Linked DNA regions of Homo sapiens: region 1 is linked to region 2. Evidence: read pairs that join two places in POLR2A ChIA-PET (ENCODE). Cell type or tissue: PC-9. All regions are shown on one strand. Each heading gives the region's core, and the rest is flanking DNA. Links, peaks and the distances in the headings are about the cores only. Region 1 has its middle 77 kb from the start of C16orf95. Region 2 has its middle 43 kb from the start of FOXL1.

Region 1 (12,659 bases), core at 1,927-9,926, 620 kb after region 2:
CTGGAGGTGCTGTGGGCTCCAGGAACCCTGAAGCTCCCTGGGGTCCAGGGAGGAGCAAGACTATGTTAGGGACATGCAGTGGCCTCTCCTGTCTTGTCACCCAGCATCTAGGCATGACCCCACCTCTTGATATAAACCACTTCTCTCTCCCTTCTCCAAGTCCGTTTTCTTGTAGGGGCCGCCATATTCGCCTGTGACTCTGCCTCCATGGATCACAGTTGATTGGTCCAGTGGACACATGACCCACATGATCCACTCAGAGTCTTCCTCTGAGATTTTTCACAGGGTTGGGAGCAGGAGCCGTCCCTCCCATGCAAGGCCAGCAGAAGCCGGCAGATGCGTGGTTCCGGTGCAGTCACTTCTGCCCCCATGTGGAAGAAGCTGTTTTGGAGACAGAACTGAGTTGGCGAGCAGAGAGAAATGGGTGTGAGAGAGACAGAGGTTTTTCATGCTCTCTAGTTGAACTGTCACAGAGACCCAGGTCCACTCCTGCCCTCTCCGCGGTCTGGAGTTCTATCAAGCTGGAGTGGAAATAGGGTGTGAGGGAAGAAAAGGTCCTAGCAGCTGGCTGCAAGCCGCTCTCTCACTTGTAAATGAGAGCGGTGCTGGAAAGCAAGCTCCTGCTTCTGTATTTGTTCAGGCCATGGAGGGAGCACCTCCTACCCCAAACCCACCCAACACCTGTTGAGAAACACTGACCCCATTGCACAGTTTGGATTTACACGGACTCTGTATAACACCTTGTAAAGAAAGCCACTGGTGCAGAAGATTAAAGAATGCCATTAAGTAAGTTGTTTTATTTCTTCTGAGACCGAAGGAAGGCTGAAAAAGTGCAAGGACATGTCGCTGAGTTATTTACTCTGTTACCAGGGACTGTGCATTGCCTCCCAAAAGCACGCCAGCTGGGTCACCATGGTCGTTTATAAGGTGTGAATGTGGAGGGGGGGCCAGCGCCATCCTGGGGGGAAGCTTGGAGCAGTCACGTGGATCTAAATGGAAAGTTAGTGCCAGTAAAAGCTCCTGGGGCCGGCCTGGCGTCCTGGCCCTGGCAGGACACTGAAGGAGGTCTGCACAGCTCCATGAGTGCCCACAAGTCCCTGGGTGGAATGCCTGTCAAGACCCTGCCCATTTGGGCTGCTGTGTCCCTTTATGAAGTTCTGCAAATCCTTTTCTGGAGCTCAGGGTGAATGGAGCCCCTTTCGCTCCCAGCTGCCTAGGAGCATGGGAGCGGGGAGGGTTTCACACCGGGGCTGAAGACAGCTCGTGCTACACGTGAGGCTGTCTGGGTTTCTGGCCTCCTTCTGGCCTGCTCCCTGAGCAGCTGGCTTGAGGGAGCACAGGGGTCTTGGAAAAGTACCCTAGGGTTGCAGGGGACAGATGCGGACTTGTAGAGGACAGATTTGGACTTGAATTGGCTTGGGCCAAGGAGAAGGCTTTGCTGTAAGGGGACCCAGAAAGCTCACGAGACCCTCAGGCAGACAGAGGCCTTCAGGAAGTGAGGCAGGCACGGTCTGTCTGTCTGTCTGTCTGCCACCCTCTGCTTGACCACTCACCTCTGTGTCCCGTGTTCTTGGGTGTGTATCTCCTGCCTCTCTCCCACTCCAGACCCTCTTTCTGGGGTCGTGAGTACACATAGTGGAATATGAACGCTGCATGGCCCCCAAATGATGTGCCACCATTCAGGTCACCCCCAGAGAGCAGCGTCTCTGAATCCCAAATTTCTAAGTGAGAGAATTTGTTGGCCAACCTGGAGTCAAATGTCTATCCCCAGCCTGACTAATAATGGCCAAGGGGGTCACACAAAATGTCACTGTCTGCTCCTTTTCTCCTCCTAGAGCCACTGCTCATCCTGTCAGTCGACGAATACACTGAGCACCTACAACATGCCAGGCAGGGTGCTAGAGGGGGACCTGAGGCCTGGAAGGAGGAAGGAAGGAGGCCTGGCCTTTGCCCTTGGGATGTTGCTATCCCAGTGAGAGGGGCAGATACAGAGGCAGTAGTCACAGATGAAATCCCAGCCTCTGGAAGCCCCATGAGAGAAAGGTGCCCGACGCCAAGAACTTGTGGTGCAGATGGGGGTGGGATGACCCGGGAGTTAAAATCAAAACACTGCATAGACATTAACCAGGCAGGTGAAGGAGAAAGAGCCTCCAGGCAGAGGACAGAGCACAGACCAAGGCCCTGCCCTTGACCCTAGGCTGGGCCTGCTTGGCCAACAGCATGCAGTATACAGGGTGGGGAAGGCCGGTGGGCAGCAGCCCCTGGATGGGCAAGGCAGGTATGGGGGCAGCCGGGGAGACTGGGTTGGGGCGGAGGGCTGGCAGTGCTGTGAAGACCACGGGAAGGAAGTTAGCCCTTACCGCAGCGACCACAGGCAGCCACTGGGAGGCTGCAAAAGAGAAGCAACTCAGGCATGCAGGGGCCTCCAGGAGCTGCCGGTTTTCAGGTCCCCTGGAAGGCGAGCCCAACTGGGTCCATCGAGTTCAGCTTCACTCCCCATGCCTCCACGCTCAGTGCTCTCCACCCAGGAACTCCATTCCAGAGGATCTGAGACCTGCCTTGCCCTGTGGTCCTGCCTCTGGCTCTCCCATTTTTGGTCTGGGCAGCTGGCGCCATAGAGAAATGTCTCATGCTTAGCCACCTCCCCTACTGGATGCTAACATCCCCTGCACTCTACAGGGAAACACGGGGCCTGACTTGGCACAGGGACCATACGCAGAGGCCGGCGAGCTCCAGGTAAACCTGTGCCGCCCCTCCCTCTGCCTGGGGAGAGATCTGCATCCTTAAGTCTTCAGAGGAAGACCACGTGAAGACAATGGCAATGACGGTACACTTGGCGGGTACTGCCACACTGCGCATTGGCAAGGACTGGCCCGGCCTCACCCCGGGCATCAGAGCTGTCATTTTACCCATCTCAGTGACAAAGAAGCAAAGGTACAGAGGGGAGGAGCCTCAGCACAGCCACGTGGCCAGGGGCAGTGCAGCTAGTTCTGAACTCACAACCAGCCTCCTGAGCCCCCATTTTAACCACATCAGCCTATGACCCCCCCACACACATCCCGAAAACACAGCCCAGTTAGGTCAGGCTGTGGGTCTGTGCATGGTGCTCTGGCTCAACATCCAGTCAAGTCCAAACTTGTGGCTGTGCTCCAGAGGAGCCTGAATGACCCAGCTGTGCTCACCCTGCCCTGGCCATGGGGCCTCTCCCCCAGGTCCCCTGGGGGCACCCTGTACCCCTGCCACCCTCCCGCTTAACACTTACAGAACACTCACATTTTCTACAAGTATTGGGGGAACCCTAATTCCCCAGGTGGCACAATGGAGCTCACTCTGCCTCTGCTCAGGGAAGGACCCCAACCTCAGAGCCGGGCAGCCACAGACCTGAGCCTCAGCCCCTCCCACACCTCCAGCTGCACCCGGGCAGGGGAGGGACCCCCAGGGGCTGGCCAGGCAGGTGCTGGGACTCTGGATCTAGCACTCTGAAGGAAGTGGGCGGGTGGGGGGGCTTCCAAAGGCTGTTTGAGAAGCCTGTCTCTTGGCAGGAGAGGTGGAGGCACTGGTGTCCAGTTATTCCTCCCTTGAGGGAAGCCCCTCTTCTTGGAAGGGAGGCACCTAACTTGAAAGACACTGACAGAAATGAGCATGAGTTTTGTGTGGGTAGCGATGCAAACGAACCTGGTTGGGAGAAAAAACAACCCCAGAGGTTATTGTTTTTTGTTTTTGTTTTTGTTTTTGTTTTGAGATGGAGTCTTGTTCTTGTTACCCAGGCTGGAATGCAGTGGTGCGATCTCTGCTCATTGCAACCTCCGCCTCCCTGGTTCAAGTGATTCTCCTGCCTCGGCCTCCTGTGTAGCTGGGATTACAGGCACCCGCCACCACGCCCGGCTAATTTTTGTATTTTTAGTAGAGACAGGGTTTCACCATGTTGGCCAGGCTGGTCTTGAACTCCTGACCTCAGGTGATCTGCCTGCCTCAGCCTCCCAAAGTGCTGGGATTACAAGCGTGAGCCACCGTGCCCGGCCAGAGGTTATTGTTTATTGCCCCATATAACATTAACTAGCTTTGTAGCTAATCTTATCACACAGTAATCCAAAAGCCTTTCCCGATGGAATCTATAAACCCCTGTTCCTGAATGCACCTTGCCATCTTACTGTTTCCAGTCCTGCCATCACATCATCTCCCTGACCAATGAGTTAGTCCATCAGTCTCTGGCATGTTTTTATTTTCTAATTGTGTGGAGTCATGGTTTTAATTGTAACACTATACTTTAACAAATATCATCACGGATGGCTTCCTAAGGAAAATCTACATTCAGCTGGGCTGGGACAGACGACTTAGACACCTGAGTAGGGCGGGTATGCCAGGCAGAGGCAGGACTCCAGTCTCCACCAGCAGAGCCACACCCATGCCAGTCATTCCGTTCCACTTGGCTGGTGCTGGTCGTAGTCAGCTTGAATTGCCACAACAAAATACCATGGCTTGGGTGACTTCAACAGGAATTATTTCTCATAGTTCTGGAGACTGTAGAGTCCAAGATCAAGGTGCCAGCAGATTTGGCTCCTGATGAGGGCTTTCTGCCTGACCTGCAGAAAGCTACCTTCTCCCTGTGACCTCCCCAGACAGACAAAGATTAAGTGTTGGTCTTGTCCTTGTGATATAAGGAAACTAATCCCATGATTAGCGTATCTTATAAGGCCCCGCCCTCATAATCTCATCTAAGCCTAATCGCCTCCCAAAGGCCCCAGCTCCTAATACCATCGCACTGGGGTCAGGGCTTCAACGCAGGAACTTGGGGCTCGTAACAGAGCCTGCATCTTGAATGTTACTATTAGGCAGAATAATATTGGATGGAAAGATAGATTCACAGGAATGGATAAGGTGGGTTTTTTTTTTTTTGGTTTTGGTTTTGGTTTTTGTGAGACAAAGTCTCGCTCTGTCACCCAGGCTAGAGTGCAGTGGTGTGATCTCTGCTAACTGCAACCTCCACCTCCCAGGTTCAAGCAATTCTCCTGCCTCAGCCTCCCAAGTACCTGGGATTACAGGCACACACCACCATGCCTGGCTAATTATTTTGTGTTTTTAGTAGAGATGAAGTTTCACCATGTTGGCCAGCCTGGTCTCAAACTACTGACCTCAAGTGATCCGCCTGCCTTGGCTTCCCAAAGTGCTGGGATTGCAGGCAAGAGCACAGTGCCGGGCCTGGATGAGGTGTTTTTAAGGAAAGCCGATGAATTTATCTGGCTTCAATGGGAGAAACCGTATAGTTGGAGATTAGGCTGGAAGAATTTGTGAGGAATAAATAAATTAAAGAACCTCTAAACAGTGGAATATTCTGTATTCCAGAATGAGTAGCTTTGTCTGTGCTGATACAGAGAAAGCTCTAAGATATATTAAATATATTTTATAACTAACAATACTCAGGATCCGTTGTTAACATTTTTTAAAAGTATTGAAAAAAATGGTACAAGTAGAATGATATTATTTATGTATTAAACTATGTAAGTACAGATGTAAACATAAATATGATTTTATACATCAGAAATTTTCTAGAGAGAACAATGGAAAATTGCCCCAAACCTGGCCTGGGAAAGAACTGATGTCATTCACAACTTCCTTCTGGGAAGAAATGGGTGTTTGTATGAAATGCATTAAGTTGATTTTCAGATAAACTTCAAGTCAACCCTCAGTCAAGAATAAATGATTATTAACCAGTTATTCTTTTTTCTTGTGTCCAGGCTGAGATTTCAGAAGTGAGGGAGCCTTTTACTCTTCATTTCATGTGGTTTCATAATCTTTAAGTTTTGCCATTGCCAGTATTATTTTAACAAATGTATTTGAGGATCAAACACATATCACGTCCAGGTTGTGGAGAAGCTTAAATGCCATGCGAAGAATCTGAAATTATCATGCAAGGAGGAGGGGACAATGGAAGGTTTTGAGCCAGCAAATTCCTGAGCAAAAGTGTCATTTTTTACCTGGAACGAGTGACTTCCCTCCCACCCCCCTTGCCTGCCTGTGTTCTCCTAAGCTTCTCCTAAAATGAGGTTTGGAAACTGCGGTTCTTTCAACTGAATACTCAGAATAGATTTAAACAGAAAATGACTGTGAAGAAAAATTATAAAACAGTTTGAAGTGGGCAAAAAAAAGGTTATTGGATATCAATTGGAATGATTTCTCAATTAATATCAATTAATTTTATTAATTTTGTTGATTCGGATAATATTCGATCAAGTATCAAAGGATTCTTCAATCAATTAATTTTATTTATTCCAATGATATCGAATCAAGTATCGGTGGATATTTCAATCAGTTAATTTTATTGATTCCAGTGATATGAATTGGAATGCTGAGAATTGTCTAGCAAGCCCTGCGGGGTCATCTGGTTCTGCAGAGCTGTGCGCTGCTGGAGCAGGCTGGTCAGCCACTCTGGACATTATAGAACACAGAGAGTAACACGCATGAGTCTCACCCCTAGGAATCCAAATTACGTCTGCCCTATGGAGATACAATTAATTCACCCTGTAGAAAACTTGGTTCCAAGCATTACATCTTCAGCCCTAGAGGCATAAACTAGGTGTGTGCCTATTCAGGAATTCATTTTGGTTCTTCCTGATTTCCTCATGCCTGTGCTTCACATCCTTTGAGTCAGCTTTCATGTGTCAATCACTTATAAATGATGTATGTAAAATCTCTTAAATGTGTCCATTTGATACTTGCATAAGAGCCTTGATTTTACCTTTTGAAAGCTGTATAGTTTAGCATGGCCAAACCAGACCAGAAGAAATGAGGCAATAGCTCTGTTCCACAGTTATCGTCTATCGAGAGAGGAATTCAAGATGACCAGAATTTAGGGTCTGACTCATTTATGATCCAGCGTGTCAGGAAGCCGGTACCGGGAAAGACAGATGTGATCTGGAAACAGTTGAGGAGTCAGTTGGGCATGGAGTGGCAGGGGACTGCTCCAGATGTGGCAGAATGGGCTGGGGTGGGGTGAGGATGGAGGAAGAGCTGGGAACGAGAGAAAATCTGATTATCAGATGCACAAATCGCTGACAGACATGTTTCTGTAATTATAGGATTCTAAGCAGGACAGACAAAAATGAAGAGGTGAGGAGCTGGCTGTGGGGAAACTTGTTATTCTTGAATCTGAACAATGACGTGTTTTCTTGAAAGATAATCAGATAAGGAAGCAAAAGAGAGATTTGCTCTGAACTGCGCCCAAGCCCGTGATCGTGCAATATTTACATTAAATTCAAAAGTGAATGAAATGACAGGTCAGCCAACAGGAGAGTAGTTTTTGCCTGTAAAGGCACTCTTCTTACCCGGACAAATGGGCAGGCTGTGTTTTGAAAAATAATAATCCAGGACAGAATGGGGAAGGGGTGAGCTTTTGTGGAAAGATCCAGTATCCGTGGATCATTTCAGTGTTTGTGACCTCGAGAAGGAAAAGGAGGGAAGCAGTCTGGGGCGTTTTCCTGGACTTTGGACATGGGCTCTGGATATGGCGTCGGGGGCCAGTGCGCGCAGGGCTGGCCGGGGGACAGACATCCACCAGAGCTGGTGTGCTCTTGGCTCTGTTCCCGCTGGACCTCCGTGAGATTGAAAGATTTTCCTAGAGGGACAAGGGACTGAATCTTCTCCAGCTCTGCACCTCCTTTGAAGACATCAGAATAATGCTTCAGACTCAAACTCCCTGATTTTTCTTGTAAACAATGCAACCCAATTCGTTTAAAACTCTTATACGAGGAACAGAAGTTGTGTAGCATTGTGGTTAAACAAGGAGAGCTTGAAATCAGGGATCACATTCTTGCAACCTCTGCCTGTTGACATTGGGTTGGCTCAACTTTCCAAACCTTTGGTCTCTCATCTGGAAAGGGAGTGAACATCTCCCAGCATCGGGGCCAGTGAGTGGGCTGCGTGCTACCAGGCTTACCTGGAGCTCTCACTCGATGGCACTTACTCCAACACTATGGTGATCTTGATTGGTAGTAACGGTATTAAGGCAAAATGCAAAAGTTCAATCTGATTGTTGCACCAGGATAGTAGGAGATTATTGATAATTATTTCTTCAAATCTGTCTTGAATTTTATTGCTTTGCTGTCTTTTCAGTTGTAAAATAAAATAAAACTTGGATTCAACAGGAAGGGTAGGAATAATGATTTCTAGAACATTAAAATAATAGCACATAATACTTACTACATGCCGGCCATGGCTCCATTCACCTCTCACAATAAATCTACGTGGCAGGGGCTCTCATGATCCCCATTTCACAGAAGGGGAAGCCACAACCCAGAAGGACAAATGAACCTGCCAGGAGGAGACGGTGAGCAATTGGAACAAATGCCCAAGGGTCTGGCGCCGGGAATGGAAGGTCCCTTTGGTAAAGTACACATCAGTAAATAGAGACAGGGTAGATGGAACACTACACAGATGGAGACCTCTGGGTCACGAACAGGCCCTTCTGCACACCAGGTCTGAATGACTGCCTCTGAGCTGATTTAGACCCCCCACACTCCACAAAGATACCCAAGAGGCCTCTGGTTCCTGCACCTCCCAACTTGCCTTAAGACCAAATCTGTTCTGGTGGCCAGAAACCAACTCCCTCTCCCGTGGCACAGAAGAACTTCCAGCTTCCTTTATTAAGAAAGATTAAATGTCTTGTGAATATAGCAGTGCCCTGGCTGAGCTAGCGATGTGTCCACTGTGGACGCAGTGAAAGACAGATTTCACCCTGGACAGACAGCTTGTCTCCTGCCCAGGGACAGTCCGAGCCAGCCACCAGGCAGGGGACCAATTAATTCATGAAGTCAGCTTGCGAGGCCCTCGCTAGCGAAGGCAGAAACTGTGCACATGGTTTTCCATTTATTCAGGAGGCAGCGGCAATGCCCAACAAGACAAACCAGCCGATTTGGTTGAGGTTGCCATCAATAGTGAGTGCCCCAGGTGCTGTCCAGGCAATGCTCACAGCCTCACAGGCTCCTGCCCCACTGGGGGCTTGGGAAGAGTTCAGCAGCGTCTGGAGGTCTGTGCATGAAGACATCCCCACAAGGCTGTGTTTGGGCACAAAAACTACACTTCTGTTTTGAGCTTCGGAACGCCTGGGCTCGGCTCAGCCAAGCTAACAGAAAGACCTTTCATTAGGCTCTCAGGAGATATTTCCAAAAAAAAAAAAAAAAAAAAAAGGAAAGGAAAGTAGAGCCTTTCAAAGAAGAAAGTTCAGTGCTCAGCAAAAAAACAGTTTTTTTAGAATAAAAATTTAATCAATTTTTGTGGTTTCAATAAAAGCAAAGGATTTTGTGGTTTTCCCTCAAATTTTTCACCATTTTCCATAAAAACAAAAGCCAATATTTGAAACCATTTTTCCCCCAATGAAAGTGGCAACGTTTCTGCCCAGGGACAGTTTCTTGGAGAAGTATCTTTGCAAGCTTCCAGGCTTGGGATCGCTGTGTTGGGGCCTGAGAATACATGGGGTTATTTCACCTGCAGCCAAGTGTGTGCACCTCGGATCACAGAAATGTGATTCAGTTGGGAAATTCCACATGATGAGAAAAGATCACTTTTCTTTCAAGAGGTATAAAAAGTAGGCCATTTTACTTTCTAGGGAGCAGGACACAAAGGTCTGAAGGCGGTCGCTGCTATATGGGGGTTGTGTCCTCAGCAAGTCTGTTTGCAGAGAACAACAACAACAAAAAGCTCCCTTCTGATGCTCATTATAGACCCATGCATAGAATCGTCCTATTTGAGATCTCAAAGGAGCGTGGTTGAACTTTCTTATTTTGCATATGAAGAAGCTGAGGCTCACAGCGGCTGCAGGGCTGACCCTACGACACAAAGATGATCCGCAGAGCTGCCACTCAAATCAAGGCCTCTTTGCCCACAGAGTTTTTTTGCTTCCCCGTCTCCTGAGCCCTCTCTTAGTAAAGCTTGTTTTTATCAACTCTTAATTCCTGGAACAAACATCATCTACACTTTTGGCAGCAAATTTTAACGTTTCTTGACTACCTAGGTCAAGAAATGACTACCTAGGTCAAGAAATGACTACCTAGGTCAACAACTTTCAGCCTCTTGCATTTGAACTTTAGCAAAAGATTCTGAACTGCCACAAAAATATTCCTTTCACACTGGGAGCGAGAAGGTTCCAGGAACTATTGAGGGCTCTCAATTGGTGAAGCAACCCAAGACTATCACCCTCTTCTGGATTTTTGCTTCCCTGCATTTAATGTCAAGAGCAACATTTTCCTACTTTTACTCTTTGCTTTGGCTGCTAGGAAGCGCAAAGCTAAATTTTGTCTTTAATTGCTATAGCTTTCCTCAGTTTGTTTTGTTTTGTTTTGTTTTGTTGTTGTTTTTTTTTTTGTTTTTGTGACAGAGTCTTGCTCTTGTCACCCAGGCTGGAGTGCAATGGCGCGATCTCAGCTCACTGCAACCTCCACCTCCCAGGTTCAAGCAATTCTCCTGCCTCAGCCTCCGAAGTAGCTGGGATTACAGATGCACGCCACCACGCTGGGCTAATTTTTGTATTTTTAGTAGAGACAGGGTTTCACCATGTTAGCCAGGCTGGTCTCAAACTCCTGACCTCATGATCCACCCGCCTCAGCCTCCCAAAGTGCTGGGATTACAGGCATGAGCCACCGCACCCAGCCTCCTCAGTCTAGATGTTTTAATGTAGTTTCTGTCTTTGCCACTTTACTCTCTTCTCACTTGCCTTTTATTCTGGGTTAATGCTTTTTATGCCTTGTATTTTTAAGTAAAACATTTTCATTTTTTTCTGAAAATGGATAAAGAATAAATATGAAAAATAAATACTTGTTATCTCAGATCTCAAACCAAAATAAGTGACAAAATCCCTCAATTCTAGATAGCCAAATGCAAGGAAAACTCAAAAGTAATTACAAAAAGAACTCCCCCATGCACACACACATAAAAAAGCTGGCAAAAGAAATCCAATATGTTCGTTAATGGCCAGTCCTTTAGAAAATCACAAAGTTGTCATCGTAAACCTCCTGTCTTACTCTGGTGGTTAACCACCACACAAAGGCAGCAAAGCACATCTCTAATTCTTAACCTTGAGCCTGTGTACACTTTATCCCTCTGCGCTCAGGATGTCAGCACTGGAAAACCCCTGAGCACCAACTCCAGCTCCACCATTTCTCAGATGAGGAGCCTAAGCCCCAGAGAGGGCAAGCAACTTCTCAACGGCCACACAGCTTGGAAGCTGCGAAGCTGAGGGTTCTTTCTCGAGTATCATGCCCTCCTTCTTCAACGTGCCTGATTCCACCAAACCATGTGAGAGACTCAGGAATTTAAATCACTGACATGAGTAGTTTTGTTTTTGTTTTTTCAGGCCAACCTAAAAGGTAAAAGGAAAAAGACTGCTTCTACTGGCTGGTCCATGACAATACCCAAACTTGTGCTTTCTCTCTCTCTCTCTCTCCGTATGTGCGTGTGTGTGTGTGTGTGTGTGTGTAAAATCTTTATAACTAAACTATAGGAAATTGTTGCTAAAACAAGCTGTGACACCTTCAGTTAACATTTTTTATTGGATAAATGCTCAACAAGAGTCTACCCAGCACCACGGAGGTGGAGAGCAGTAAACAAAACAGAGAATTGTGGGACCCCCAGGGAGCTCACAGGTCAACCCCAGGAAGCTTACGTCTGAGGAAAAAAAAACACCGTGCCCAACCGAATGTCTCCACATAAACTCTAAACTCTGCTTGATGTGGACTGGAGAGAGAAACCCCCAGCCCCTCAATGAAACCAATTTCTTTTTTAACACAGAGAAAGGAAAGCTTGGCTTTCCATTAGCGGTTGTTTCTGTAAGGTGAATTAAAACAATGTGATCATTTAAACTTTCCCCCACGAAATATGCGGTATCAGAGGAATGTCCGTTCACAGCTGGGAAAGCTTGGACGGGCTGCATTCGCACGCTCCACACCCCTGGGTCTCTGCTGAATCCTGCCTTAGTGTCTGCTGAAAACTTAGCGTCAAATAAAATGGCTTCCCGGAAACCTGCGACCCACAAAGACAGGCTTGGGATCCAGAACATTAGTTTTCTGTGTGTTCGTGGAAAATGATTGATTTAAATATGCCGAGAACGTCTTAGTGGTAAAAGTGAGTGGATTTTTTTTTTTTAAGGAAAATTTTATTGGGAATATTTTTTCCCCTTAGGTGTGAAATTTGGCAGGTAACTGCATTCTCTGATGGACTGTTGAAGACTCGGTTAATTAGAAATAAGATTCAGGTCCAAGGTAAACATCTTGAGCCTGCTAAGTCTTCTTAGGATGTTTGTCTGAAATGCTTCTGAAAATAGTATAGCTTTCTATAAAGAAATCTTAACCGATGTTCATCAGTGGAGTTGACTATGTTCTAACCCAGCCCTTACCAAATTGGTATTAGATGAGGGATTAGTCTCTGATTTTATGTGAAAATCCCAAGAGGAAAAGCAGCTCCAACCACGGCTTTCATATCCATTTTTCAGAAATAAGGCCTAAAGGCTCAGCAACTGCACCTCTTTAATCAAAGCAGTGGGAGACTGTTCAACCAGCTCCCCGGTGGCTCGGTTCCGAAAATCAGGGCAGCTAATTGCCCACTGTTTGTTGACACAATCGATCGTGCAGACAGGAGACAAACAGCAAGACATCCACAGAATTTCCGTAGGT
Region 2 (12,659 bases), core at 1,711-9,710:
CAGAGACACTTATTTTATTTGGGGAGCACTCTAAGGCCACGTAGATGTGTGGATCAGCCTCCCCTTGGCCTCCCGCTCCCTACAGCGACCACGACATGCTGAATCTGATGAATGCTGGCTACTGCGGGCTTTTATGTTTATGTATGTGTGCACCTACGTATTTATGTCTAGTGGAGTTTTCAGTTTGGTTTTTTTGTGTATTTGATGTTGTCAGACACGTTGGTGTGAGGTCTTTGTTGGACTGGGGTGTGGACGTACATGATAAGTTATTATTATTCAGAATCATTTATTTTGCATGCTTCTGAATGACAGTAATAGTTGAGGCATGCTGGTTTCAGAAGGAATCCACTCATTCAGAAAATAAGACCCGGGGATCTTCAAAAGTGCAAATGGGATGGGAGGGTGTGTGAAGGCACCTGAGTATCTGATCAACAAAAATCCAAAGGATGATTTTTTGGTTGTTTGTTGTCTACTATATATGCCTCACCATCACCCCAGGTTTTGCTTATATTGAGGGACCTAATTTTTTTTTTATTCGTGAAATTATTAGAAAGCAAACTAGCACACAAGTGATCAACTCTGGTAATATTTGGCGCACTTCTTTACTTAAATTGGATTCAAAGCACTCAGTGAAGGCCTGGAAGATTCTTCTTGGTTCCTTCAAAGTGAAGTAAATGTAAATATTTACTATGCCTTAGTAGAGAAAGAAACAGTATCCAGGAGAATTAATAATAATAATAATAAACAACTTCTCCAAAGGTTTACAAAGTCCCAGCAGATGAGTTTCAAAGACTTTTTTGGTCATTTACTGACAGTAAAATTAGTAAGTGTTTGTAAAAAATCCAAACATTACAGATGTAGAAAAGATTTTATTTTTAAAACATTTTATTCATCTCACTTTCTGGGATTTTAATCGGTGATTTTATACTAATTATTTTTGTTCAGTTATATTGTATTTAAACATGTTTATAAATAAGTGACACACAGTTAATTTAATTTTATGTTATTTTTGAGACAGGGTCTCACTCTGTCGCTGAGGCTGGAGTGCGGTGGTACCACCTCAGCTCACTGCAGCCTCGACCTCCTGAGCTCAAGCGATTCTCCTGCCTCAGCCTCCCAAGTAGCTGGGACTACAGGCACGCACCACCACACCTGGCCAATTTTTTGTATTTTTTTTTTGTAGAGATGGGACTTTGCTATGTTGCCCAGGCTGATCTTGAACTCCTAGGCTCAAGCAGTTTGCCCTCCTCGGCTTCCCAGTGTGCTGGGATTACAGGCCTGAGCCATGGTGCCTAGCTACATACAGTTATTTTTAAAAATTCAAATAACAATGAAATAAATCTATAATGTAGTGGGTATCAGTCCTCGCTCTCGGGATAACCACAGTTACAGACATTTGGAACATATTTGCATGAAAAATCCAGCAGCTATTATTTTTATTTCTTTTTAATAAAAAATAGGAAATGACCTTACTTCCTGCTTTATTGCTTCTTTTTCACTTAATGATAGACTTTGGGCATTTTCCATGATTACACACACGGATCTTTTGCTCTTTCGTGGCTGGGTGGTTTTCCCTGGATTGTAGTTCATTTAACCAATCCCTTTTTAGTGAATACTTGGGTTGCTTCCAGTTATTTGCTACGACAAATGGTGCTACAGTGAAAACCCTCGTATGGCTATTGGGCACATTTATGAGAGTGCCTTTCCAGATACATTTCTCGCAGAAGAACTCTAAGTCAAAGGAGAGGTAATTCTTTAAAGAAAACTTACTACATACAAGCATCTTGTCCTTCACACAGGTTGTTTGAACCAGTAGGTGCTCCCACATGGATTTTCTTATTCCATAACCTGTTTAACATCCTGTACCAATGAAGGGTGCCTTGAATGACAGCTTGCTTTTTCAGAAGTACCTACAGCCATTGCTACAACAAAAAATTTTTTTTCCAAGAGAATCTTGACTGTGCCGTTAACATTACCTGCTATTGTCACTATTAAAGAGATAACAGCCACACTCTGTAATGAGCACCACTGCTTCAGTGCTTGCCATACCTTACTGCGTCAGACGCCTCCTTCAGGGGCTCTTGAGCGCTTCATTCATCAGGATTAATTTTTATTTATTTATTTATTCATTTATTTATTTATTTATTTTTGAGATGGAGGTTCACTCTTGTTGCCCAGGCTGGAGTACAATGGCTTGGTCTCGGCTCACTGCAACCTCCACCCCCCAGGTTCAAGTGATTCTCCTGCCTCAGCCTCCCGAGTAGCTGGGATTACAGGCGCCCGCCACCATGCCCAGGTAATTTTTGTATTTTTAGTAGAGATGGGGTTTCTCTGTGTTGGTCAGGCTGGTCTCGAACTCCCAACCTTCGGTGATCCGCCCGCCTCAGCCTCTCAAAGTGCTGGGATTACAGGCGTGAGCCACACAGCCTGGCCATCACGATTAATCTTATAAGCAGAACGTACAATGCTGACAACTCAGCCTCGCTTTGCAGTGCCTTTCACATGCTGGTGTTATGACCGGAGGGCTCTGTCATATGGCCTGTGTGTGGCCTTTGAGAACTAGGTAGCCCCTTTTCCTGTTTAACTTTTGGGGTAAACACATTCTCATTTAAAAATAATGGAATGATAAGACTCTAGAGAAGGGCCTTCTCCTGGATGATGAGAAGTTCTTCTTGTAAAATCTCTGCAAAATGCGTCTGGGGTTGCCATATTGTTTTTTCAAACACAAAGAAACAGAATCATCTCTTTTTCCTGTGGCTTTGGTTGTTCTAGGAAGCCATCCATAACCCTCCCTCCATGCCTTTGTTCAAGCTATGTCTGTGCTTGTCTGTCTACCTCAATTCTATTGCACGCTATAGGTTGATTAAGTCCACAAGTCTTCCCTTCCTGCCCCAACCCCAACTGCCTGCAGGTGGAGTGACTTTCTATCCCTTGAACTGGGACAGAAGTGGTGTACATGTTTCCCAGCTGAGCCTTTAGGGGACCTGTCCTTCTGGCCTCTGCCCCGAGAACAACATGCCCTGGGTGGCACTGCCCTTCAGCCTGGGTTTCAGAAAGAGATCCTGAACCTCAGGGAGCAAACTTGACCTTGACTTTGACCCACAGCCCAGGATCCAACCTGGCACAACTGAGCCCAGTAGAGATCAGCCAGGCCGCAGCCGCCCTTTTGTGTATTGTGAGCACAAAATACAATACCTTTTGTTAAGCCACTGTGATGAGGGCGGGACGGTATGTGGCGTGATTGCCGCAAAAATCAGACTAACACACCATCTTCAGGTGGAGCCTATGCCCCTTTGAAAGCTTTCTCTGAGATTCGGCCTGTATACAGTTGCAGACTGGGCTGAGTTTTAAAACGTTGCCAAGCTTGATAAGCAAACCCTGTCCAGCCGTCTGAGAGCCTCCCCTTGCCATCTTGGCAGCCTCTGCTCCAGCTGGGGACTCGTCCCATGATTCAAAAATGAAAGGTTCATGCTTGGTTCAGTAGGGTGTGTCCAAGGGGCCCTGCAGGACAGGACAGCGCTGGCGGGTCCACCCTTGCTGGTTGGTGCCTGTGCTATAGTGGCTGTGGAGCATTTGGGATCTCTTCCCTGGCAGATGTGAAGAGGAAAGTGAAAGTAGATGTGAAGTGCTCAGCACAGCCGCTGGTGTATGGGGAGCCTTCCTAAGTGTCAGCGATCACGGTTGCTGTCTGCAACATAAAGTGGTCTGCTTGCCAGCACCACATCCTTCTGACTTGGCTTTGCCCTCTGTGCGCAACTGCGTGCGTGGTTCCCTAAATGATGTGAGGTGATGTGAAAACTCTACCTGTCCCCAAATACCTCCCTCACGGAGCTGCCCCCATGCCTGAATCCCGCCATTCCCGCCGTTCTCTTGGAGCAGGGCGCTGGCTCCCAGAGGCTCCTATTGAAGCTCAGGTATGAATCTGAGGTAGGAGGTAGGAGGTGGGACTCGACTGTGGAGGCGGGGCTTGGACACTGAACCAGACTGAGGACTGGCTAAAACAGGGTGGGGTGGAAGCAGCTCTCCATAAGCCACGCCCATCAGTGTGCCCAGTCAGTGGGCGTGGGCGTTACCACTCCTTTCCACGGAAATGACTCCGACGACCCAGATGTTACTACCTTTTCCCTAGAAATTTCTGCATAAACCGCCCCTGCATCTGCATGCAATTAAAAGTAGGTATCAATATGACTGCCGGACTGCCGGGAGCTGCTGCTCTCAGCACACTGCCTAAGGGTTAGCCCAGCTCTGCGGGAGCAGCCACGGAGCTGTCGCGCTGCCTGAGCTGCAATGGTGCCGCTTCAGTCAAGCTGTTTTCTTCCACCACCAGCCCACCCTTGAATTCTTTCCTGGGTGAAGCAAAAGCCCTGGTTAAGCCCCAATCTGGGGTTCGCCCACCCTGCATCAAATCCATAGAAGCTCGAGGGAGCAGGCATTGGACTAGAAGTTCTACTGGCCAAGGGGCAGCTGGAGCTGTGTCAGTGGGTCCCTGGAGCACTGGGGAGGACTCAAGCCTGGGTGCATGTAGCAGGGACACCTGGGGTTCTGCTGCACCCCAAAGGGGCGGCATTAACTGAAGGAGAATCTTGCTCTCAACAGAGGGCAGGTGTGGCAGACACCATTTGCTGGCCACCCAACACCATCCCTCGTCTTCCTCCAGGCTCCTTGCATCCTCTCAGTTTCCTGCCATAAAGACTGCAGGTCAAACAAGGGCCTCCCCAGCCCCACTTGCAGTCACAAGTGGCTGCATGAGCTGATGCTGGCTCATAACACAAGGCAGAAGTCTTCTGGAGGAACTTCTGGGAAGCTTTGTGTTCTTTATAAAACATCACCCCCATCCTTCTTATCTTGATGTGGATGTGATGTCTGGAGCTGCAGCAGTCACCTTGTGCCATGAGGAATGGCCAAGAAAGCAGCAGAGACGTGGACTCTGTTGTTAACCTGCTGAACCACTGGCCATGACTTTGGCACATGTGAGAAGATAAACCTGATTTTTAAAGCCATTGTGGCTGGGTTGTCTATTATGTTCAGCCAAACACACTCCTAATGGATACAGCTGGTTAAATAAGTGATGAGTTATCCATACAGTGGAATACAGCAGAGCCATGAAAGAGGGTGATATTGCTGTATGTTTTTAATACCATGAAAAAGTTATGATGACATGTTAAGTGGGGAAAAAACAAGTTCCAAAAGAGCATTTCTATAAATCCATTCTCTACTTATAAGAACACACACATCCATACTCACACTTATGTTTGTGATTTTCTATTTGTTAAGAAAGAGAATCTGCAAGTGTAAACATCAACATTTTATGTGTGGTGGGATCTAAAGACCTCTTTTATTTTGTTCTCTGGTATTCTGGGCTTTCTGAATTCCCTGAAATGCATGTGTACTACTTTTGTAATCAGAAAACACCAAAGCTGTGAGGAACACAGTGGGGAAGAGGTGTTTCGAGGGTGAAGGAACCACCGAGAGCAAGCTGGTCTCACTCCCAGATAGGCTGAAAGATGGGGCAGCTGATGCTGACTTTTTTTTTTTTTTTGGACGGAGTTTTGCTCTTGTCGCCCAGACTGGAGTGCAACGGTGCAATCTTGGCTCACTGCAACATTCGCCTCCTGGGTTCAAGCGATTCTCCTGCCTCAGCCTCCTGAGTAGCTGGGACTACAAGTGCCTGCAGCCATGCCTGGCTACTTTTTGTATTTTTAGTAGAGATGGGGTTTCACCATGTTGGGCAGGCTGGTTTCGAGCTCCTGACCTCAAGTGATCCACCTGCCTCAGGCTCCCAAAGTGCTGGGATTATAGGCATGAGCCACTGCACCCGGCCTGCCATTGATTTTTCTCCTCTCTTTACTCTCTTAGAATGCTGTGCACACTCTTCTGCCCCTACAGCTCCCTAAAGGGCCAGCCTGTGCACCCTTCGGAGCCCCCATCAGATGGGAGCTGCTAGGTCATTGTGGCACCAATGGCTGGTGCCGTCTTAAGGACTGGACATCTTCCTTCCTCTTTCCCTTTCTCCTACCCTTCCATCTCTTCTTTATTTCTTCTTCCATCTCTCTCTGCTTTTTCCTCTTCCTCCTTCCATCCCTGCCCCACACCCCTCACAGCCTTCCTGAGAACCAGCTGCGAAGCCCTTAATCTGCAGCCGGAGGACACAGACCAGGTCCTGCCCCACGGAGCTCCGAGCCTGGGAGGAGTCACTGAGCACGGTGACCCTATGTGGTGTGTAGACGGAGGGCACAGGATCCACGCGATGCAGAACAGACCAGGCCTTGAGTTTGTAAAGGGTCTGGCCACTGGCGCTGGCGTCCACCATCATCTCAGAGCCTCTCTGCGGCAAGCATGGACTAGCAACAGGGCTGTTAACCTTTTCCCTGTGACCCAAACCCCAGCACGGTCTGCTTGAGTGTGTGTCTTCCTGCCTTGCTGCTGGGACCGGTGCTCTGGTCTGATTCTCTCATTTACTCAGGAGGGGGTCTCTGTGGGATGTTCCCCTCTTCTTCTGGGCTCCGTTCTCTTGTCACTGAATCCTCTGTCACCAAGGGCCTCAGGAACTTTGTCCAAATCTCGCCACCTCTGGCTTCTGCTCCCTTGCCGCCGGGCTGGGCCCTGCCCACCTGCTGGAGCTCCGGCCCCTGACGGCCACCTGCTGCCTGCTGCAGTGCACTCCAGAGCAGCACCACATCACCAAACGCCCCCAGCCTTGAGGCTCCTCCCGTCGCCAGGCCCCACAGCCCATCCCAGGGTTCCGTTTTCTCCATCTCATCTCCAGCTCCCAGTGCCAGCAGGCCCAGTTCTTCCTCCTTCAACCATGCTAGTGCTGGGATTGACATTTGTATGTTACTCCTTTAGGCCCCCATGCTAATCAAGCAAAGGAAGAAATCAAGTCACAGAGCATCCAAATTGTCCAAATCCCCCTTCCCAGTAAATCCTTTCATCATGACCACCTGGAGCCTGGGCACCTTAAAAGTCACTCAGGCAGCCAGCTTCCATCAACTCCAGAGGAGATGTTTGATCAAAACAGAAAACTAGGCTGGGCGTGGTGGTTCATGCCTATAACGCCAGCGCTTTGGGAGGCCAGCCAACACGGGAGAATTGCTTGAGGCCAGGAGTTCAAGACCAGCCTGGGCAACACACTGAAACCTGGTCTCTACAAAACATAGACAAAATTAGCTAGACGTGGTGGCGTGTGCCTGTAGTCCCTGCTACTTGGGAGGCTGAAGTGGGAGGACTGCTGGAGCCCAGGAGGTCAAGGCTGCAGTGAGCTATGATTGGGCCACTGTAGTCCAGCCTGGGCAACAGAGCAAGACGCTGTCTCAAAAAAAGAAAAGAAAAGAAAGAGAGAGAGAGAGAAAGAGAGAAAGTAAGGAAGGAAGGAAAGAGAGAGAAAGAAAGAAAGGAAAGAAAGAAAGAAGAAAGAGAGAAAGAGAGAAAGAGAGAAAGAGAGAAAGAAAGAAAGAGAGAAAGAAAGAAAGAAAGAAAGAAAAAGAAAGAAAACTACGTGGTATCCGGAAAGGTCTGGGGTTGATCTGAAGCCCAAGAGGTGGGCACTGAGGACATGTGGAGGGAGGAGCTCCCCTCCTCATGGAGAGAGCTGGCCTTGGTGCCCTTCATGTCATCTCAGCTCAAGGGTCACAGAGGCTCAGGGCAGAAAGGCCACTTGTGGTTTTCTCTGTCACCAACAGATACTGAAAGGACTAATGATACGGTTTAGTTCTAGGTCATTTAGAAATTGGTGACATCGGCAGAAAACAGACGGTTGGGGTGTTGGGGCTCAGGTCCAGGCGGGGTGGGTGGATGGGCCTCAGTTGTTAGTGGTGAACCATGATTGGGCTGCCAGGGAGGGCTATTTCTGGGGCTCGCCCACCAGAGGGGAGCTGGTGGCGTCGCTGGCCTGCTTTGTGTGCGGAGCGCCACTCAATGCGAATCTGGGAATGGAAACTTGGGGAGAGACAGTGGGACTCACATTTAAACTCAGATTTCAGAAGAAACTCCAGACGCAGACCCAGGGCCTCCCTGCGACATCTGAGGCCTCACTTGGGAAGTCAGTAAATGGGGAGGCCGTGGCTGGTTAACAAGCAGCCTTCATGGATAAATGAACATACTGGATAGGCTGACTAATGCCTACTCTCTGCACCTGACGCCACGTTCTGTGAGCACAGAGGGAATGGAGAGAAGGGTCCCGGAAGGAAGGGCTGCTGGGTGGACCTGAGCCATTTCCTTCGCTCCTCCTGTGGGACATGTGGTGGTCTTCATCTGCACTCCCTGTGCCTCGAAGCACCTCTCTGCTCATTGCCCTAATAGGAGCTGCATCTATTCTCAGACCTGGACTCTCCCAGCAGGGATGTCTTTCTGGGGTGATGGAATGTTATAGAACTGCAGAGTCCCATACAGTTGCTGCTGGCCACTTGCGGCTCTTAGAGCACTTGAGCTGTGGCTGGTGTCACTGAGGAACTGGTTTTAAAATTTCACCTAGATTTAAGGGTTTAAATTTAAATAGCTGCACGTGGCTAGTGGGCCAAGCATGGAACAGGGTACCCTGAGAACATAAGCCCAGCCGTGTTTACCTTTGCCTCCTCCACACCACTGGGAGGATCTGACAGTGTCTGGGACTTTATTTTATTCCTCTCTTTTATTCTAACCTTGTTGGGTCTGAGAGGTGAACAGGTGAATGGAAGCCTCTGTCCCCTCAGTGTGGATACATGAAGGTCATGGAAGGTTCCAATGGGCTGGGCCTGGCCTTGCACCTGCTCTCTGTACAGTGACATCAGCACACCTGACAGTGACAGTAATTCTTCCAAATAATCAAACACGCAATCATTGCTCAAATTTTCCCAGTTAGCAAAATACATATCCGAATCCCTAGCTGCATCTTTTTCTTTATGTATATATATCCATTCATCTATATTATCTATTCTCTATCTATCCTCCATTTGTCTATCATCTTGCCATCTACTTATCCATCCACCTATTACCTCTATCTCTCCATCTATCAATCATCTATCGATTCATTCATTCATTCATACATTCATTCATTCATCTATCTCTCCCTTTCTCTCCATCTTTCATCCATCCACCTACCTTCCAGCTATCTAGCTTTCTTTCTCCATCTATCCATTTTTGTTATCTATCTTCTATCTGTATTTCCACCTATTTATCCATCTACTTATCATATCTCTCTTTATCTATCAATTATCTTTCTATTATCTATCTATCCATTCATTCATCTACCTGTCTCTTTTTCTCCATCTATTCATTCATCCACCTATTTCCCATCTATCTAGCTTTCTTTTTCTCTCCATCTAGCCATCTATCTCTCCATCTCTCTGTCATCTATCCATCTGTCTTTCCATCCATTTATCCATCCACCTATCATGTGTCTAACTCTCTATCCAACTACCTATCCCTATCTATTCAGGTCAAGCTGCAAAAGAGACCCACACATTGCATACGACATAAGGGTCTCCACTCTTCATTATTTGGCAGTTTCGTCTCTCGTCTCTGGCCTGTGGCATGAACAGGGCCAGTGCTCTGTCTACCACCCACACTGACTTCCCTGGGGAGAGATGACTGCCCCCAGAGAGTCCTCGGACTCACCTGGCCAGCTCCTCGGCTGGCTGCTGTCACGTCTACTGCGCTATCTCTCCATCAGGTGCTGAGGATGCGCTTGCCGTGCCTGGAAGCCCTGCGCTGGCAGCAGCACAATCTGATATGACGCCTGTCTCAGGGAGGTTTCAGCACTTTGTCATCCTCATGGTCTCGGCGCCAATCACTTGGCCCAGGCTGCTGCCAAATGGAGCCATCAGGCCCCACAACTACGTTTCACATGCTCGGACATGGCCAGGCCACGTCTAGACAATCCTGAGCACCCAGGAAAACACGCCAGGTCTGGTCAGACCAGATTGTACCCGATGTCTCGAGGGCCGGGAGCCCATTCTGACACTGAACCTCGGTGCTGTTTCCAGGGCTTCTTGCTGGAGAAAGCAGCCCTTTTCCAACTGAGATCAGAAGACTCGGGGCACAGGGGCACAGTGCTATGACAACTGAAAAACAGATTTTGACTTAGAGCATTGGGATGTTTTTCAGAAAAGTTGAAATTGTTTTTGTCTTTTAATCTCTCCTTTTCCCAGGCTTCCCCTACAATCCTACCCTTTTCTTCACATTTGTGTCATTAAAGCCAGTGCAATTCAAAATAATAATATTTATTGTTTGCATATAATACCTCCTTTTAGTCTCCCAATGACCTTAGAGGGTCCATTATGATCTCTGTTTTACACAGATGAAGAAAGGAGCCCAGAGAAGTTAAGTCACGTGCCCGGAGTCACATAGCAGGGCTGCGGTGTGAGCCTAGGTCTTTTGATTCCAAAGCTTGGGATGTTTACAATCCCCCTCCCATCACGTGGAAAAGAGAAATCTTTGTCCAAAGCAGGGAAGGAGATGGGACAATGGTGGGAATGTAGAAAAGAAAAAAAATTCAGGTGAGTCACTTCTCCCAGACTTCAAAGAGTTGACAAAGTGGAACTGTGAGATGGCCAGGCAGCCAAGTTCAGAAGGAAGGGCATCCCGAGGCCCTGGCATGGCAGCCAAGTTCAGAACGAAGGGCATCCTGAGGCCCCAGCTTGGCTGCCCACGCAAACCTCATGTCCAGATTCCTGTCGTTACCCAGCTGTATACGTGGGACAAAATTCATCAAGCTGTACACCTAAGATGGTTTTATTATATGTCAATTACATCCCAAAAAGTTGATTTTAAAAAGATGGGCCTTGAGGACAGAGAGAGTGGGGAGGAGATCCCAAGTTCCCTCCAAAGTCAGTGACCTTCCTGGAGCCATCGGCCGCCCATTCCTCGGGCCTGGCTTGCTTCTCTGGAGGACACAGGCATGCGTGCTTGCTCTGTAAGGACACAGTGGGGATTCGGTGAGATGATTTACAGGACAGCCTGAGCATGGAGCCAGCATGTGCCCTCCGTGACAGGAGCCACTGATACCACAGGGAGTGCCATCCCGGGCAGGCCACCTGCAGGGTCCGAGAAGTCCATTATGGAACAAGAAAATTCCAGTTCCCAGGCTGCCCCCAGAAGCCCCAGACACAGGCCTGGTCTGAGCTGGAAGAGTCCCAGAGGCCCCCGCCTGCGTTCCCAGGCTGTGCTCCCAAGTCCGGGCCTCTTTTGATTTTGTCTCCGCGGGCTGACTCCTTTGGAGTCTCCCGTTAAGAAATCAAATCACTCTTCTTCCTGGCAGCTCCCCTGCAGTGTGTCTTTCCACTCTAGCTTGAAATTCTGACTTTTTGGCCTCTTCTAAAAGGGTAGGCCCTCTTCTCCCCACATCTGCAGCCCTTTCCACAGATGAGGTGCTGCTGTGGGGTACAGACTGAGCTGGACCTCAGTCCACGATCTTGGTGACAGGCACCATCACAGAGCCCCAGGGTGCAGCTGCCAAGTGATTTCAATTTGCTGTGGCCTTGTGCGAAGCATCATTGCATGTGAATTCTATGTGCCTCCAGCTACATTTTGGTTAGTGACTCTGGCCCAAGAAAAATATGCAGCATCTTGTGAAGGCTTGGTGAGAGCCACTTTCTCCACTGCCCCCATGTCCTCCAGCTTGCCAGAGTCCCTACTCCCTTTGGCCCCTGGCCAGGTGCTGTGCAGTGCTCCTGTTAAAGTGTGGTTGGACATCTCTGTAAAGCTCTTGGGGTAGGTTAGCATTGAGACATGAATAGTCACCGACGATAGCATGCGTTCCAGGACAGCTACTGCACGCACGACTCATTAGATGCTCACAGAGGGCTTGGGTGAGGTTACCTAGAAACAGACTCTGAGATCGGGATTCAAGGACAGCTTGTTATCTGGCAGGGTTTCTCGTTATCCACTGCTGTGTAACAAACAGCTCCAAAACTTATTGGCTTAAAACAGCAGTAGCCATTTATTTTGTTTATGCGTCTGCAGTTTGGATAGGGCTCTGTGAGGATGACTCATCTCTGCTCCATGTTGTCAGAGGCGTCTTCTAGGTGCCTGGAGTGGCTGGGGCTGGCATTTCTGTCTCTTCACATAGACCCTCCTGGGGTGTCTCCAGCATGGTGGACATGAGGAAACCGATTTCCCATAGGGCAGCGAAGAGCTCCTAAGTCAGAGCTTCTGAGAGACCACAGTGAGGCTGGAAGTCTTTCTGTGACCCAATCTCAGACGTCACCCAGCATCACCTTCTACTCTACTGGTCACCTGGATCAGCTGTGATTCAGTGAGGGCCACATAAGGCAGAGGCCTCGGGGGGCATCTTGGAGGCCACCACCATCCAGAGTCGTCCCAGGAAGCACTGGACATGGCAGGAATTGAGACCAGGATGGAAGTAAGTTGCCTCAGGCTGTGTTCAGGAGCAGGTAAAGTTAGAAAATATAGGTATGCTCTTCCAAATCATTCAAAATTCCATGACACAAAGAAAAAAAATACATATATGTATATACACAGTCCTTTTAAGTCACCACTGGGATTATGAAAATTGCACAGTTTTGTAACATATTCCTACTGGGCAGGGCATTACGAATTTTTCCTTGTCATCCAATAGCAGGAGTCTGCAAACATCTTCTGTAAAGTGCCAGACAGTAAATATACTCGGCTTTGTGGGCCATACGGTGTCTGCTGCAACTTCTCAATGTTGCCATTTTAGTGCA

What was found. Peaks named below come from ENCODE experiments on the same cell type or tissue, not always from the same donor. Only the 100,000 strongest peaks of a DNase experiment are listed, where the experiment ranks them.
Region 1: POLR2A ChIA-PET joins it to region 2 with 14 read pairs; 2 of 35 experiments call an interaction of 5 or more read pairs at or near these places.

The regions. Positions count from the first base shown.
Region 1 is chr16:87,233,805-87,246,463 of GRCh38, forward strand. No RefSeq gene overlaps it. Among named protein-coding and RNA genes, the nearest start is that of C16orf95, 77 kb to the right of the region's middle. RefSeq lists enhancers at 2,099-2,799, 2,800-3,499, 8,443-8,944. In PC-9, for the core only: no CTCF peak of the experiment used is centred there; DNase peaks (open chromatin) are centred at 4,417, 6,577 and 7,167; H3K4me3 peaks cover 1,261 bases; H3K27ac peaks cover 4,128 bases.
Region 2 is chr16:86,615,509-86,628,167 of GRCh38, forward strand. No RefSeq gene overlaps it. Among named protein-coding and RNA genes, the nearest start is that of FOXL1, 43 kb to the left of the region's middle. RefSeq lists an enhancer at 6,113-6,634. In PC-9, for the core only: no CTCF peak of the experiment used is centred there; no DNase peak of the experiment used is centred there; H3K27me3 peaks cover 7,690 bases.